Regions from separate parts of the Homo sapiens genome. Here region 1 is linked to region 2. A link is a contact called in ENCODE Hi-C or POLR2A ChIA-PET data. All regions are on one chromosome and are shown on one strand. The core of a region is the stretch at or near the end of the contact, and the rest is flanking DNA. Distances in the headings are between cores, read along the strand shown.

What was found. Hi-C counts contacts between places; a loop is a spot of excess contacts on that map. ChIA-PET counts read pairs that join two places held with the same protein, here RNA polymerase II (POLR2A). Pooled maps may share reads with other maps.
Region 1: a loop to region 2 is called in a map of endothelial cell of umbilical vein, with 6 times the contacts of the local background. The contact joins two enhancer-like sites. A Hi-C loop is called at or near these places in 3 of 168 maps with a recorded cell type or tissue (PC-9, aorta and endothelial cell of umbilical vein) and 2 of 50 pooled maps. POLR2A ChIA-PET finds 5 or more read pairs at or near these places in 2 of 52 experiments (AG04449 and BJ).

The regions. Positions count from the first base shown.
Region 1 is chr2:40,433,786-40,436,605 of GRCh38, forward strand. All of the region lies in intron 1 of SLC8A1 (solute carrier family 8 member A1), which reads right to left. Among named protein-coding and RNA genes, the nearest start is that of SLC8A1, 17 kb to the right of the region's middle. RefSeq lists an enhancer at 714-1,913. Within about 2 kb of position 1,251, at least 8 of the 41 ENCODE cell types and tissues checked have a DNase peak (open chromatin) inside an H3K27ac peak, as active enhancers do.
Region 2 is chr2:40,330,805-40,333,527 of GRCh38, forward strand. All of the region lies in intron 2 of SLC8A1 (solute carrier family 8 member A1), which reads right to left. Among named protein-coding and RNA genes, the nearest start is that of SLC8A1, 120 kb to the right of the region's middle. Within about 2 kb of position 1,412, at least 4 of the 41 ENCODE cell types and tissues checked have a DNase peak (open chromatin) inside an H3K27ac peak, as active enhancers do.

The DNA of each region.
Region 1 (2,820 bases), core at 1-2,500, 100 kb after region 2:
GAAGTAATCTTTGAGAACTATTGGGGTTGGCTTGGACTAGCCCGTTGGAAAGCCTCTTGGCTTCCATGCAGGGTCAGGAGGGCCTAGTTAGCAAAAGTCTTGTGGAAGGTTTCCAATAGCCTGGCTTTTATCTTATGCATTAGACTCAAACAGACAAGCATCAATAACTGTGATGTAACATGAGGGCTAGCATGTTCCTAGAGACAGCTGCCCTTCAATCTGGTCTTTTAGCAATTGCCTGGCAACCTCTTCCTGCATGCACTGTCAGGGCAATCTCCTGGGCCAGCCAAGAAAAAGCCCTGCCCTTTATCCCTTCCCTAGCCCACATCCCACAATATGTTCTTAGCCAAAAGGTCACCAGATGTCTAAAGGTAGACAGGTCAGTAAAAATCCATCATCATTATCAGAGAAAAAGGAAGGGGGCTTCCGGTGTTAACTAAAAACATTACAATTATATTCAAAAGAGAGCAGTATTATAATTTGTGAACAGTGGACACAGCACACTGATGTAGCTTATTGGCAATGAAGCAATTGGAAAGAACTCTCTGGACTTAAATTTCTTTTTCTTATTAAATTAATACCAAATTCAAATGCCCACGAAGATGTGGAATAGATGTTATCTAAATGTGAGTTCCTTCTTCATCCTTTTGTTTTCTTTCTTTCGGGGTCTTTCCTCTATCATCAGATTCAAAGTAGTTCTACTAAACTCTCCCCATTTTCCCTCAAATATACATTTCCATACAAATTAAGCAGAAAGATAAGAATAGAGACTGTGGATATGTTGATTTGCTGCCTGGCTTTCTTATATTCTGCCTTAATTTACCAATACAAAGTATAGGCTGATTTTTATGGTGGATTCAGATCAACTCGTACAACTGTGAGCAGTACTAACTTAAAATATCCATTACATCATGAAATGAGACTTTAGCACAGTATCAAGAATACCCAAATTATCTTCTGATCACTATTTATTTTAAAACAACACACAACCCATCACCCACAGATTACAGACCCAAATGACACTGACAAAGGATGGTAAAAAGATATCCAGCTGTGAGTAGTCCAGCCAGTTGTGTCGGAGGAAGAGGTCACAGCTACAAGGAATAGAAACCCACATCTACAAGAGATAGATCCAACTGCTTTGTAAAGGAAGAGGGAGAGCTTTTGGAGCAGAGGCCTGAAGAGTGGTTGGCAGCACGGTGACCATTCCCTGCTGGAAGCTATAGCCAGTTTTGACTACCAAGGAGGACGTGACTCAGAGCAAAGGCATATGCTGGCATTCCTAACAGCCCAATATATTGGACAGTCATCCTAATGGCATCCTCTTGATTGGCAGCTGGGGTTATTCCAAGGAACTCCTTGATGGCCTTCATCAGTACTTGGAATTCCCTTCTATGTAATTCTTGCTGACTGAAAGACTCAAAGCTAAGCAATTAATCTGTTTCTAAGGCAACATTAAAGCAACCATAAATCCTTATCCACTACCAAGGCAAGCACTTCCAAATGTTTCTAGACAAAGAGATGATGCCAGAGGATGAAGGCTTTTCTCATCTGACCATCTCACCTAAAGTGAAAATTACTGCCCTGGCTCCAGCCTCAGGCTATCAGACCATGGCCAGATTTCAGGAAAAAAAAAACCTCATTTACACAGAGACCCTCTACTAATACCTAATTTTCCCTTCCAAAGAAAGTTTCCTCTCTGCTGTTTAATACTTTGGGACAGGTGCCGAAGGGGATGGGCTATGAGCGGTCACATCATAGGCTCAAGCCTTTCTCTTAAACTCACAAAACAGAAGTCAGGCCCCTGCCTTATGACCAAAAATACCCGCTGAAATTGTCCAGGAAATGAAGAAACTAGGGTGAAGGTAGGCAATGTGGTCACAAAAGGAAAGATAGACTTAGGATATAAAATAACGAAGTTGTTGAAAACTCATGAGATGCACTGTTGGCCCTTTCCCCTACTTTATTTTTCGAGATAGCACTTATTACTTTTTTGTTTTTGTTTTTGAGACATAGTCTTGCTCCTGTCGCCCAGGCTGGAGTGCAGTGGTATGAACTCGGCTCACTGCAGCCTGTGCCTTCTGGATTCAAGCAATTCTTCTGCCTCAGCCTGCCAAGTAGCTGGGATTATAGGTGCCTGCCAACCATGCTCGGCTATTTTTTTTTTTTTTTTTGTATTTTTAGTAGAGACAGGGTTTCACCATGTTGAACTCCTGACCTTAGGTAATCTGCCTGCCTCAGCCCTAAGTGCTGGGATTACAGGCATGAACCACCACGTCTGGCCAGCTCTTATTACTTCTTACATGCTATCTATTTTATTCAATGGTTCTATTTATTGTCTTTCTCTCTTCAAAAGATGCAACTCTCTAAGGGCAGGGATTTTCATTTCTTTTTTTTCATTGAGGTATTCCCAGTTCCTAGAGCACAGCCTGGCACTTAGAAGATGCACAACATCTGCTTATTGAATGAGTAAAGTAATGCTCACAGGGTCACGTGCTGATTCACCAAATCTCCAGTGGTAAACCAGAATCTGGGAAATGGGCCTAAGCATTTGCAGTTAAAAAATGTTGTCTGTGTGAAATGGTTGCACCCTAACATGAGCAGAGTTCAAAATCAGATTGTAAAGTCAATGTCAGTGTTAGGAAGAGAGGAAACACATGATTCAGACTCATGAGCAAAGACTCTTGGGCTGGAAAGACTGATCTCCAGCATAACGAGAGCACCTGGGCCCTGACATTTTCCCCACAACCTGGGTGTGTGTCTTCCAGCATCAGCCCTGGCTTGCTTATTTTATATGCTCTGTTAAGAGGGCCCTAACAC
Region 2 (2,723 bases), core at 162-2,661:
AGGCATTCTGGAAAAATGACAAATGGCAAGATTTACTGCCTCTGGAATCTACGGCATTTGCTAAATATAACTTGCTTGTAACTACAGATAAATATCTAATCTAATACAATCGAGTTACCTGCAAACCAGAGCCACATACAAAATTGAATGAATAAAAACGTCTCAAAAGACAATAAATACTTTCTTTCTTCCAAATGAAATAAAATCTTATGATAGGTTTTGAGGAGTACACGTAGATGCTAGGAGCATCAGCTTTGCAGGCCTGCAGACAAGGGTTCAAATCTTGGCTCTAAGCCTCTGATTCCTACCTAGGAAAATGAGGGTGATATTATCTATGGTATGAGATTGTTATAAGAATTTATTGAGATAATTCAGTAATTGCCATATAGTGTGCTAAGCTTAGTGTCTGGCACATAATACATTATCAATAAATGTGTCTTATCATTACTATTGTCATTATTTATTACCACTAGTGAGAGGCTAGAAAGTGAAAAGTCTAACCAATGCTTTTAACTTCATTTTCTACAGAATATTCATAGAATATTCATAGAATCATAAAACACACACACATAATGCCTACTATATTTGGTACTTGTCTGTATTCACTTCTATGACCCACTTTAATGTATATGCAACCCTACAGTAAAGAACACTCCCGGGAGAATAAAAAAGTGCCCTTTATATTAGCAAAATTTTATGTGAGTTAACTGCATAAAATAGGATGAGTTTTGTACTAAAACTCATCAATTATTTTTCATTAGGGTGGCTTTTTATTTATTTATTTTATTTTATGTTTATTTTTTTTTTGAGACGGAGTCTCGCTCTGTCGCCCAGGCTAGGGTGCAATGGTGCGATCTCGGCTCACTGCAACCTCTGCCTCCCGGGTTCAAGCGATTCTCCTGCCTTAGCCTACCGAGTAGCTGGGATTACAGGCGGCCACCACTGTGCCCATCTAATTTTTGTATTTTTAGTAGAGACAGGGTTTTGCCAGTTGGCCAGGCTGGTTTTGAACTCCTGACCTCAGGTGATCCATCAGCCTTGGCCTCCCAAAGTGCTGGGATTACAGGCGTGAGCCACCGTGACCGGCCTAGGATGGCTTTTCTAAATATTTTCGTCTATGATAATTTTTCTCTCCATGTATTTATTTATTTTCAGACAGTTTGAGGTTACAGTGAGCTATGATCGCACTGTCTGGAGTGCAGTGGTGTGATCACAGTTCACTGTAACCTCAAACTCCTTGGCTCAAGTGATCCTCCCACCTCAGCCTCCCTAAGTGTTGGGACTATAGGCATCAGCCATAGTGCCTGGCAGTGAGTTTTCTAAACAGAGATTTACTAAAAGGCTTGTGTAGTGACTTGGCAACACCGTAAGTATTTTATTTCTAAACTTTGAATGCCTTTCTAAATGTCACAGGCTAGGTCTACGTAATTCCCTTTACAGCACCACATGCAATTGGCTGTTTAGAAAATGCTTTTTGAGGATGGTGAAGAGCTCTGTTTTTCATTAAGTGGCTTTGAACTTTGAGACTGCAAGTCCTGACTCTGGATTTACCCTTTACTTCACTACATAATTCAATTCAAACAGTCAAATGATATCCTCTTTCTGCAACATGTGTGTGGGGGGAGGACGGGGGCGGGGGGCGGTGTTTCCCCTTACTTATGTATCTTTATCCCGTGAGTTCATTTTAATGAAAGAACTCCAGTCTTCCCTCAACTTCCTTATTCTGACCTTGTGCTCTAGTACTAAGTAGTGACGCCAGGGAGAAAAAAGGCTGGTGAGCCAAAAATGGCTTAGGAACATAATTCTCTACCAAGCTGCAGAAAATAAATGACAGGGTTGGCTGAAATCCAAAGGTCAAATATATACAGGCTTTCTTATGGGAAAGGAATGTCAAACCTGTTTAAAAATCCTGTGAAGTGAGTTTATAATCCCTGACTACCAAAATTAACCATCCAGCTGAATCATTTTAATATTTCCGTGAATAAAGTAGATTGATTAGCTTTTCCAGAGTTATGTGTTATCAGATAAACAAACCAATATATTTTAAATAAATCCTTTTGACCCAAATGGCATGGTGGAGCACAAAATGCTTAAAAGATGCCCTCTGGACCTCCTAAGGTTTTTCATAGGAAAAGTAAATTAGCTAGACTATTTTCCTTTCTGCACAATGCAATACAAGCTGAAATAAAAATGTAGCTTTCTCTTCCTTAGTCTTCTTTTTTAATGCTTCTGAATTATGTTAGAATTTTAGAGCTTCCAACTGGATTAAAAATTGATTCAGCAGAATGGTAAATTACGAAAAAAAATCTCTTAACGAAAATACTTGTTGCACTCAGTTAAAACTGTCTTTTAGGCCGGGTGCGGTGGCTCACGCCTATAATCCCAGCACTTTGGGAGGCCAAGGCGGGCGGATCACGACGTCAGGAGATCGAGACCATCCTGGCTAACACGGTGAAACTTCGTCTCTACTAAAAATACGAAAAATTTGCCAGGTGTGGTGGCATGTGCCTGTAGTCCCAGTTACTCGGGAGGTTGAGGCAGGAGAATCCCTTGAACCCGGGAGGTGGAGGTTGCAGTGGGCCGAGATCGCACCACTGCACTCCAGCCTGGGCAAGAGAGCGAGACTCCGTCTCAAAAAAAAAAAAAAAAGAAAAGAAAAAAAAAAAGAAAAAAGTGTCTTTTATTCCCAAGCTAGCATAAGAATGTTGAGGTAACCAATGTTA